2 separate regions of the Homo sapiens genome follow, and region 1 is linked to region 2. The links are chromatin contacts, found by Hi-C or POLR2A ChIA-PET in ENCODE. All regions are on one chromosome and are shown on one strand. The core of a region is the stretch at or near the end of the contact, and the rest is flanking DNA. Distances in the headings are between cores, read along the strand shown.

Evidence for each region. Hi-C counts contacts between places; a loop is a spot of excess contacts on that map. ChIA-PET counts read pairs that join two places held with the same protein, here RNA polymerase II (POLR2A). Pooled maps may share reads with other maps.
Region 1: a loop to region 2 is called in a pooled map, with 11 times the contacts of the local background. The contact joins two enhancer-like sites. A Hi-C loop is called at or near these places in 1 of 168 maps with a recorded cell type or tissue (endothelial cell of umbilical vein), 7 of 37 single-sample maps with no recorded cell type and 5 of 50 pooled maps. POLR2A ChIA-PET finds 5 or more read pairs at or near these places in 2 of 52 experiments (AG04450 and activated CD4-positive, alpha-beta T cell).

What each region holds. Positions count from the first base shown.
Region 1 is chr10:17,752,986-17,758,588 of GRCh38, forward strand. All of the region lies in intron 1 of TMEM236 (transmembrane protein 236), which reads left to right. Among named protein-coding and RNA genes, the nearest start is that of TMEM236, 3.6 kb to the left of the region's middle. Within about 2 kb of position 3,991, at least 3 of the 41 ENCODE cell types and tissues checked have a DNase peak (open chromatin) inside an H3K27ac peak, as active enhancers do.
Region 2 is chr10:17,506,002-17,512,146 of GRCh38, forward strand. No RefSeq gene overlaps it. Among named protein-coding and RNA genes, the nearest start is that of ST8SIA6, 54 kb to the left of the region's middle. Within about 2 kb of position 3,335, at least 3 of the 41 ENCODE cell types and tissues checked have a DNase peak (open chromatin) inside an H3K27ac peak, as active enhancers do.

The DNA.
Region 1 (5,603 bases), core at 2,741-5,240, 250 kb after region 2:
TTACATAAGTTAACTTGTGTCATTAGGGGTTTGTTGTACAGATTATTTCACCGGCATGCACCACCATGCCCAGCTAAGTTTTGTACTTTTAGTAGAGACGGGGTTTTCATGTTAGCCAGGCTGGTCCCGAGCTCCTGACCTCAAATGATCCACCCATCTTGGCCTCCCAAAGTGCTAGGATTACAGGAGTGAGCCAACACGCCCAGCCTGTAAAAGAATTCCTTAGCAGGGAATCCCCGTGATGCTTTCAAAGATATATTTGTTTGTTTGTCTGTTGTTTGACTTTTAACTTTTAAGTGCAGGTTTGTTACATAGGTTAACTTGTGTCATGGGGATTTGTCGTACAGATTATTTCATCACCCAGGTATTAAGCCTAGTACCTATTAGTTGTTTTTCCTGATCCTCTCCCTCCCACCGTTCACCCTCTGGAAGGCCCCGGTGTGTGTTGTTCCCCTCTGTGTGTGCATGTGTTCTCATCATTTAGCTCCCACTTATAAATGAGAACATGTGGGATTTGGTTTTCTGTTCCTGCGTTAGTTTGCTAAAAGTAATGGCCTCCAGCTCCATCCATGTCCCTGCAAAGGACATGATCTTGTTCTTTTTCATGATTGCATAGCATTCGATAAAGTATATATGCCACATTTTCTTTATCCATTCTATCACTGATGGGCATTTAGGTTGGTTTCCTGTCTTTGCCATTGTGAATAGTACTGCAACGAACATACGGGTGCATGTGTCTGTATAATAGAATGATTTATATTCCTTTGGGTATATACCCAGTATTGAAATTGCTGAGTCGAATGGTATTTCTGTCTTTAGGTCTTTGAGGAATCACCACACTGTCTTCCACAATGGTTAAACTAATTTAGACTCCCACTAACAGTGTATAAGTATTCCTGAAAGATATGTTCTAACATACTGTGGGTAAGGATGTGAGCAGAGCGTAAGGATAGAATGTGACATTAATGGGAGGCTACAATTACTGCTTCTGTGAATGTATGGATATTATGGTATCTTCCTTAATTTTTCTACAGTCATTTATACTGAGTGATAATAACACATGAGATGGGTTAGTAAGACTGGAGTTTGTGCCAGTTCATGCTATTCTAAGTAGTAAATGTTGGACTTAATTCTCCTGGACACTAAATTACATAAACTTATCGGAGTGAGCTTACACAACTCATAATCAGAAGATGGTAATGTAGAATTTTAATTTTGCGTAAAACTGAAAGTAATGTCTATTTTTAATTATTTACATTGCATTTTGCAGGCTTACGTCATACTTTGACCATTAACTACGACTTTTAAAACAACTGGTTCCTTTAGACTTTTTATTTACTTATTTTTTATTTTGAGACTGGGTGTGGCTCTGTTGCCCAGGTTGGAGTGCAGTGGCGTGATCATTGCTCACAGCAGCCTCAACCTCCCCAGGGGGCTCAGGTGATCCTCCTACCTCGACCTCCTGAGTAGCTGGGACTACAGGTGCACACCACCACACCCGGCTACTTTTTTTGTGTTTTTTATAAAGATGAGGTTTTGCCACATTGCTCAGGCTGGTTCCAAACTCCTGGGCTCAAACAATCCACCCGTCTTGGCCTCCCAAAGTGCTGAGATTACAGGCGTGAGCTGCCAAAGCTGGCCTACTTAGACTTTAAAAATAAATAATTTACTGTGTTGGTAAATTCTGTTACCCTTGTAGGGGAGGAAAGTACTTCAATAACAATACAGAGATATTTTAAATAAATCAGGATTTAATGTTAATTTAACTAGCAGTTTAGCTAATGGGTATACTGATCCACATAAGGGTATTGAGAACAAATAGTCTCTGATATTAATGTATTTTTCCTTTTAGATCTTCAGATCTGATTCTTACTCATCTTGGACTTCTCTCTTTTCTTTAATAAGTTAATATAAGCTAATTTTTCTTTCATACTGATGTTTTATTTATTTATTTATTTATTTATTTATTTGAGACAGAGTTTCACTCTTATTGTCCAGGCTGGAGTGCAGTGGCACGATCTCAGCTCACTGCAACTTCCGCCTCCTGGGTTCAAGCAATTATCCTGCCTCAGCCTCCTGAGTTGCTGGGATTACAGGGTCCTGCCACCACTCCCGGCTAATGTTTTTTTTTTTTTTTGTATTTTTAATAGAGACAGGGTTTCTTCATGTTGGCCATGCTGGTCTTGAATTCCTGACCTCAGGTGATCTGCCTGCCTCGGCCTCCCAAAGTGCTGGGATTATAGGCATAAGCCACTGCTCCCGGCCGATGTTTTATTTTGAAAGCGAATGACATAGAACACATGTGAAAAGTGAGGCACTGGGAATTTGCACATCCACGCAAGGGCAGAAATGTAAAAATAATAGACTCTGCAATAGAGCTAGAAATACCATTGCTGAGGTTGGGAGGATGCTGATGGAGAGCTGACATGTGAAGTTCATGGTGCTGTCTTTAGGTACCGATCCCAGATGTGGCTACTTCTGCGAACCTTGCCAGGAGACTTTCATTTTCCCGAAAGCAGGGGTCTTAAGGGGTTTCTGGAAATAAAGCATTATGTTGTTGGCACTGCTTTTATCAGTAGGGTTTAGGGGCTTTCCAAACCTTGACCAGAGCCCCAGGGTCACCTAAGGGGTAGCTTGGAGCTGGGCTTGACCCTCCACCTCTCACACCCTGTAGGGGTGGCTTTGACTGTCCAAGATTCCTGGCTGGGTTGGAATTTTGAGGGAATGGTGGAAGGTTCAAATGACAACAGGAATAAACCAATGGGAAACTGGCCCACCACAGCCCAGGAAGAAGCTCTTGGGTTTTTTTGTATTTTGGTTTTTTGTTTTCACATTGACTCAAATCCCTAAGACTCTAGATTCTGAATGTCATTTAGGCAGCAAACCTTCCCATATAACTTACTGTTATTATTATTAGGCTATAATTGATTCTTTATAGATCACTGATTATGTGCCATGTAAGTACTGATATGAGGTGGTACAGAAACACGTACTTCATAGGCCAGGCACAGTGGCTTACACCTTTAATCCCAACACTTTGGGAGGCCAAGGTGGGAGGATTGATTGAAGCCCAGAGTTAGAGATCAGCCTGGGCAACATAGTGAGACCTCGTCTCTACAAAACATTACAAAATCAGCAGGATGTGGTGGTGCACGCCTGTAGTCCCAGCTATTCAAGAGGTTGGCTTGAGCCCAGGAGTTTGAGCCTGCAGTGATCTATGATTGTGCCACTGCACTCTAGCCTGGGTGACAGATGGAGACCCCCAACTCTGAAAAACAAAAAGACAGAGAAATATCTACTTCACCTCATAAAGTATTTTTTTTCTTTTTGAGATGGAGTCTAGCTCTGTTGCCCAGGCTGGAGTGCAGAGGAGCGATCTAGGCTCCCTGTACCTCTGCCTCCCAGGTTCACACGATTCTCTTGCCTCAGCCTCCTGAGTAGTGGGGATTACAGTTGTGCACGACCACACCCGACTAATTTTTGTATTTTTAGTAGAGATGGATTTTCCCCATGTTGGCCAGGCTGGTCTCGAACTCCTGACCTCAAGTGATCTGCCCGCCTCAGCCTCCCAAAGTGCTGGGATTACGGGCATGAACCACTGTGCCCAGCCTAAAGTAGAATTTTTATGAGTTTATCGTTATTATTGCCTAGAGAAAATTGCCGATTAGAGAGTTTCAGCAGCTCTCCCAAAGTCAGTGAACTAGACAGAGTGGAAGAGGCAGACTTTGGACCTAGGTCTACCTGACTCCATAATGGGTACTTCTAGCCACTGTCCCAAACTGCCTCTTTGAAGGACAAGGTCCCATTCTCCTGGGGCAATTGAGAGTTAAGGAACAGAGTAGGCTTTTGTTTCTGCCCCTTAGTGCATGTGGTATACCAGTCATCTCTGGTGTCTGTTCAGATTTCATGTTGTGCATCTGGCTCAGGTACCTCCCCTGTGCTAAAGTGTTTCGGGTTGTCATGACTACATCTCTCAGTGATTTCTTTTGGGAAATACACTTCCAGTCTTTAGTTTCTGTTTTGCCGGTGTTGCTGGCCACACGTGTTTTAAATAGTGTTTAGACAGTGGACAGGTTATCTGTAATTTCAGTGAAACTGAAACTGTTTCCTTCTGGCCACATTCGTGAGCATTATCATATAGTTATCTTTTACTGGCATAGAAGAGAAGCAGCCACTGAGCACTGTTCTAGGAGCTTTACACCTTCTGTACTGTTAAGTTTAAACTTTACAACAACTCAGCGAAGTGTACATGCTAAAGTTCTCATTTTATAGACAAAGAAACTGAAACTTGAAGTAATTAACTTTGTCAACTGATAAAGCTAGCAAGTGGAGCCAGGCATGGTAGCTCCTGCCTGTAATCCCAAGACTTTGAGAGGCTTAGGTGTGAGGATCGCTTGAGCACAGGAGTTCAAGACCAGCCTAGGCAACGTAGTGAGACCCTGTCTCTACAAAAAAATTAAAAAATTAGCCAGGCATGGTGGTACGTGACTGTAGTCTCAGCTGCTCTGGGAGCTAAAGGGGGACGATCACTTGAGCCCTGGAGATCAAGGCTGCAGTGTGTTGAGATCATGCCACTGCACTCTAGCCTGGGTCACACAGCAAAACCCTGTCTCAAAAAAAAAAAAAAAAGCTATGTAATGGGGGAGCTAGGATTTGTGAGCCTAGGTCTGTCTGATTCCATACAATTTCCTGTATCTCATACAATTTTCTTTTCCTTTATTTTTTCTGACTTTGAATGCCAGGTGTGTTTCAAGAAAAATGCAATGCTTTTTTTGTTTATTTGTTTTGTTTTGTGTTTTTTGAGATGAAGTCTTACTCTGTTGCCCAGGCTAGAATGCAGTGGCATGATATCCGCTCACTGCAACCTCCACCTCTGGGGTTTAAGCTATTGTCTCATCTCAGCCTCCTGAGTAGCTGGGATTACAGGTGTGCGCCACCACGCCTGGCTAATTTTTTTATTTTTAGTAGAGGCACAGTTTCACCATATTGGCCAGGCTAGTCTCCAACTCCTGACCTCAAGTGATCCGCCCACTTTGGTCTCCCAAAGTGCTGGGATTACAGGCGTAAGCCACCAGGTGCAGCCAGAAAAATGCAGTGCTTTTAATGTCATTAACATAATTTCACCCAGAGTGCATTTGGCTCTTATAATATATGGGGTAATATATAGGGTGTCATGTCTTGATTGCTACATGAAGATGATGCAAAAATAATTGCTACTAGACAAAGTAAGGATTGAGCATATGAATTATTTTTGAGGAATAGTCAAATAGTTGTTTATGTGAAATTTCATAGACCCTGAACATTCATGATTTGATGTTGATGAGGCTTATCTGAGAGCTTCCCTGAAGGTCCAGGCTGGTGTCATGAGCCCTGTGAGGCTGGTCTTCAGGAGAGAGTGAGTCATCAGTCAGTAAATGGTGTGCCCCAGGAATATATGTAAAGGAAAACTGGCCTGGATTCAAATCCTAGCCTTGACATTGACCATGAAACCTTATGTGAGTTATTTGAATTCTTTGAGCCTTAATTTTTTCGTGAGCAAAACAGAGACAACTTAGTTTCTTTCTTGGAGTGCTGTTTTAAGAAATTTCATAAGATCATGCGTG
Region 2 (6,145 bases), core at 2,085-4,584:
AGAACTAAAATAATAACAAAAGGCAGGGGAATAGGCCGGATACAGTGGCTCAGCACTTTGGGAGGCCAAGATGGGTGGATCACCTGAGGTCAGGAGCTTGAGATCAGCCTGGCCAACATGGCAAAACCCCGTCTCTCCTAAGAAATACAGAAAAAAAAATATTTGCCGGGCATGGTGGCGAATGCCTGTAATCCCAGCTACTCGGGAAGCTGAGACATAAGAATTGCTTGAACCCAGGATGCAGAGGTTTCAGTGAGCTGAAATCATGCCATTGCGCTGCAGCCTGGGCAGCAGAGTGAGACTCTGTCTCAAAAAAAAAAAAAAGGAGGAGAATAAAAAAGATAAAAAAGGAAGAAACACTTCTACATGAAGACTGATCTCCTACCTGTTTTTAATTCAAGAAGCACTCTCTGAGGAGAGGGGATGGGGAAAGAAGGATAAACCATTAAGGTCCATCGTCCTATTCCATTAGGAGAAAACTCTGAGAGATAATGAGACAGAAAGGCTCGACAGGTTTCCCCAAGGACAAAGCCAACTAGTTGCTTCAAGCAGCAGCTCCAGAAGAGCAACTATAAATTTCTTAGATCTCACACCCATTAAAATTCTAGGAAAAGGAGGCTAATTTTGCAAGTAGTCAGCTCGAACTTCCTGTTATGTGTGCCTCTTATAAAATGACGCGAAGAGGATTATATGACAGGAACAGTTGAATAGCTACAGCAAAGTTTCCAGGTTCTCGTAAAGACTATGTAAACAGATTCATCTTGAGAAGTCTACAGTTTTTTTGTTTTGTTTTGTTTTGTTTTAAATAATTAATTAGATTTAAGCACAAAAGGAACTATTTAAATAATTACCAAAGGTACTACCAATGCTGTTATATAAGTGATATCTCTGCTGCATACCCACTGGTACTGCTATGCCCTGTCGAATATGTATAAAAGAGGCATATTATCAAGAGAGGACTAGCTTTTGTAGATTGAAGACCCAGTGAAAATGGGAAGTAAATCTCTGGCCAGAGTAGTCAAAGTAATTAGGAAAGGAGAAGAAACAAGATGTTTTGACCACCAGTGAGGGTGATTAGGTGCAATGGTAGATCATTTCCAAAGATGGTTGCCAATAATTGCCACAGTCCCTGAATGTGCAAGCCACTCCTTTCATCAAGATTCATCAATCTATCTCTCTCCCCCTTGAATCTGGGCTATGCTGTATCTTGCTTTGACCAAGAGAACATAATGGAAGTGATGGGACATCACTTCACCTAGACTTCTAAGCCAAGGCCTTAAAAGAACTTGTAGCTTCCACTTTCGCTTTCTTGGAAGCCATTTATTATAGGCTAGACTATAACATGGTGAGAAACCACATGGAGACAGTGGTCTATGCCTGTAATTCCAGTGCTTTGGGAGGTCAAGGCAGGAGAATCGCTTGAGGCCAGGAGTTCCAGGCCAGCAAAACCCAATCTCTATAGAAAATAAAACATTAGCTGGACATGGTGGTGTGTGCTTGTAGTCCCAGCTACTTGAGAGACTGAGGCAGGAGGATCACTTGAGCCCAGGAGTTCAAGGCTGCAGTGAGCTATGACTGCACCACTGCACCCCAGCCTGGGCCACAGAGCAGACCCCTCTCTCTGAAAAAAAAAAAAAAATTTAAAAAGAAAAGAAACAGAGGCCGAGCCAGTCCCATCACCCAGCTGAGGTACCAGATGTGTGAACGACCAACCTCAACTTGAATGTTGCTGCCTCAGCAGAAACTAAATGCAGCTACAGGAGTGACCATAGCACGCACTCACTGGAGCAGAAGAACATCTCAACTGAGCCCAGCGAATTATGAGAAATAACAGTCTTTAATAATAGATGGAGAATTGAAATAGGTTCTCTGTCCCCAGTGACAATGAAGAGCTAGTTTGACAACATATGTGCCTTGATTGGTGAGTAGACCAGATGTGTGGACAAACTTCTGGGTAAGTCAGTGGCTTCCTGAAAGATGTGCAGTTTATTAGTCCATTTTCATGCTGCTGATAAAGACATATGCAAGACCGGATAATTTATAAAGAAAAAGAGGTTTAATTGACTCACAGTTCCACCTGGTCGGGGAGGCCTCACAATCATGGCGGAACGCGAAAGGCATCTCTTACATGGTGGCAGACGAGAGAAAAACGAGAACCAAGTGAAAGAGGTTTCCCTTATAAAACCATCAGATCTTGGGAGCCTTATTCACTACCACAAGAACAGTATGGGGGAAACCATCCCTGTAATTCACCTCCCACCAGGTCCCTCCCACAACACATGGGAATTATTGGAGCTACAATTCAAGATGAGATTTTGGTGGGGACACAGCCAAACTATATCAGGCAGTAAAGCGGTATCCATCCAAGCCACCAGAACGCCATTGCCAGTTCTGACACGATGAAGAAAGAGCAGACAAACTGGGATTGAGTTGAAGGGTTTTCTGAACACTTCCAAACTTAGACCGTATGGCAGAATCCCAGAAAGCTGAACGATACAACACAGAAACAATAGCTCATTCCTGTTTGCAGGGTTTGGGGGAAGGGACTAAAATGGCAGTCTTTTGAAAGGTGCAAGGAATACAGATAGGTGACGGGGGAAATTGATACAGAGACATGAAGGCAAGCAAAGCTAATAAGCCAGTCATCAGAGGGGCGCTGGGGAATCTCTGGGAAATCTCTGGAAATACACGGCAGAATGACGCAAGCCACTCGAAAAGGAAGCCAGAATGAATGACTATGTTCATGCATATGCAAACATGTATACATATGCATGGACGCCGATGGTTTTCTGGGAATGCTGCAAAAGGAGTAGAATGTGCCCCTTGGTATATTCCAGGAAACTGATTTCCCAGGGAAGGCAAAGTAAGAAGTACATGGAATAGGCTGGGTGTGGTGGCTCACACCTGTAATCCCAGCACTTTGGGAGGCCAAGGGGGTGGATCACAAGGTCAGGAGTTCAAGACCAGCCTGGCCAAGCTGGTGAAACCCCATCTCTACTAAAAATACAAAAAATTAGCCCGGCATGGTGGCAGGCACCTGTAATCCCAGCTACTCGGGAGGCTAAGGCAGAGAATTGCTTGAACCCAGGAGGCAGAGGTTGCAGTGAGCTGAGATCGTGCCACTGCACTCCAGCCTGGGCAACAGAGCAAGACTACACCTCAAAGAAAAAAAAAGTGCATGGATTAAAGTTTACAGGTGAGGTCCACGGACATTTTTGGTGAAACCGAACTCACAAGCTGTGATCATTGCCAACTAAGCAGTCAGACATGAAGCAATCTTATCTCAAAACTGCAGAACATTTCCTGACAGAAAAGATACACACAAGTCTAATGGATGGGAAGCTTTGCAGTGAGAAAGCCACATCTTCTCACTTCTGCATGGCACACCACTCTATGGGCTAGTCAAGTGACAAGCTGATTAATGCATCAGAGTTCCCCAGAAACTGCTAAGACACTGAAAACTGTTTCATGAGAACACAAATTTTATTCAGTAATGAGACTAAATATAATAACTGAGAAGAATGTTATTGCAAAATATCAGGCAAATGAATTATTGTTTTCATGACAAAGGTCTTCAAAGCGACAAGAGAGAGATTGTATATTAAGCAACTTTAGTAAAATATTCTGTATGTAATGAAATAAAAAAATTTAAATTGGGATTTGCACATCCTTGTTTTTGTGTCTAGATCAGGTTCTTGAAAAACCAACTTAATTGTGTATATAATTGATATTTATTAAAGTATAGATTTTAAAATATTACCCTATTAAATTGTTCACAGTGTTGAGGCATTTCCACTGCTTTGTTGTCAAAAACACACGTCTAACTTCTAATAATTCCTTAAAAGTTTCCTTAATTTTATTTTCCCTTCTATATTTCCACACTAGTGAACAAATTCATTTGGTAGAAATGGTATTTTAGAGATGATATTCAAGTACGTATTATACTTGGATGAAAATAAACAAAGTAATGATGACTTGTTTTTGAGTCTTTCAATTTTTTCATTCTTACTGTGGCTAGAGTACGACTATTCTAATAAAAACATCCTGTTTTAAAGAATCAAAACATAGCAAATGTATCACATTATATCGAGATTTGAATTTAAGATAATGAAAATTATTGCAAATAAAATAACAGCTTGTATTTGGCAATCTGTAGCCAGAGACTATGATATGACAAATAAAAATATTTTTAATCAGAGAAAAAAATATTGGAAAAGAATTTCCTTCTGTTAGCACAATTAATTTATAAAATGCTGGTAAATATCTACCCTTTACAGTGTGACGCTATCTATAAAGCTTTGCAGTTATTTAATTCATAAAGCAACTCTCCTTTTACAGGTAGCAAAAAAGAGATACTAAAAAACTGGCCTGTGGTCTCACAACCCACAAGGAACTTGGGACTCTAAAGTTGAACCTCTCACAGCACTAACCGCAAACAAGAGTTTTGGTGGCCTTTGTGATACCAGAGAACAGCTTCTCTTTTCTGTTCTAGTGCTTCAAGTTGACAGTGTTGCTAATGATTTAGGATCAAGATCATTAATTCTACACATTTTACTACATTAAAAAAATTTTTTTTGAGACAGGGTCTCACTGTGTCATCCAGGCTGGAGTGCAGTGTCACAAATACAGCTCACTGCAGCCTTGATTTCCTGGGCCCAATCAATCCTCCTGCTTCAGCCTCCTGTGTAGCTGGGACCACAGGCACGTGCCAACATGCCCATCTGATTTTTTTTTTGTAGAGATGGGGTCTTGCTATGTTGTCCAGGCTGGTCTCGACCTCCCAGGCTCAAGCGATCCTCCTGCCTCAGACTCCCAAAGTGCCAGGATTGCAGGTATGAGCCACTATGCCCAGCCCATTTTTGAAATAACATATGGAAAGCAGAGTTATGTTAGCAAAAATTCTTAAATTTGTAATGCCAACATTTCAGCAATTCTTTAGCTGGGGAAAAAAAGAAGTACTAATAGTGCAAATTCTTGGTTAAATAATTTTAACTAGCAATAAATTATCATTGTATAATATTTGAAAAAAGAAGGGAATGTTAAAAGACAATAATCCTGCCCAGAGACATCGTACAAAATTTTAGCAGCTGGATAGAAGTATTGCTGTTTTGCAGTGAGCCTAAGGGATTATTTGGTCCAGTTCCCATCTTCGGTAGCGAAGGCATTTTTTATCCAGTAAGGTTAAGTGACTTATCCAGATTGCGTGGCCACTAAATGGTGGAGAGAAGACAAGAACCTCAGTCTCTTGCTTCTCCACGTACTTTACCTTTCTGTGCTTGACAACATCCTTTTAACTTCTGTACAGAGAGGGGACCCAGCCTGCTGGAGGAAAGGCCCAAGAGAAGTCGCTGATCCCAGCTAAGGGAAGTAGACATGTAAGCCCCAAAGAGAATGCTTGCAATTTACAGACTAGCCAGAAATTTACAGCTTTTATCAAACGCATTCAAATACGTTTGAAAAACAAGAACGTCCACAGTCCGGATGGGTGATCATGAGTTATATCAGCCCATCTGCGTGATCATCACACTTCTGATATGACTCATTGTCACTTCAGAAAGTATTTGTTATGGTTTGAATTTCTGCATCTGTTTCTGGAAGTTGTAGGGGGAAAAGTTGAATTAACTTTGAATTATCAATACTACTGCAGAAAACTAAAAAATGATTTGCATTTATTTTATCTTATTTTTATTTTTGAGACAGGGTCTCACTCTCTCACCCAGGCAGGAATGTAGTGGTGCCATCACAACTCATGCAGCCTCAACCTCCTGGGCTCAAGCAATCCTCCCACTTCAGCCTCCTGAGTAACTGGGGCAACAGGCACGCACCATCACGTCAGGCTAATTTTTTTTTTTTTAAGAGATGTGGTCTCACTATGTTGCCCAGGCTTGTCTCGAAGTCCTGGGCTCAAGCAATCCTCCCATTTTGGCCTCCCAAAGTGCTGGGATTACAGGTGTGAGCCACTGTACCCAGCCAAGGTTTGTGATATTTTAAAACAAGGGCTAATACAAATTACTTGTAAAACAAGTCTCAAGTATATTTTTAAATTCTAGATTGGTTTTCTCCTTTATTCCCCAATCCTAGTGCCACTTCCAAGGCTACATATACTCACAGAATTAAAATAATTATAATATCCATCTAAAGAATA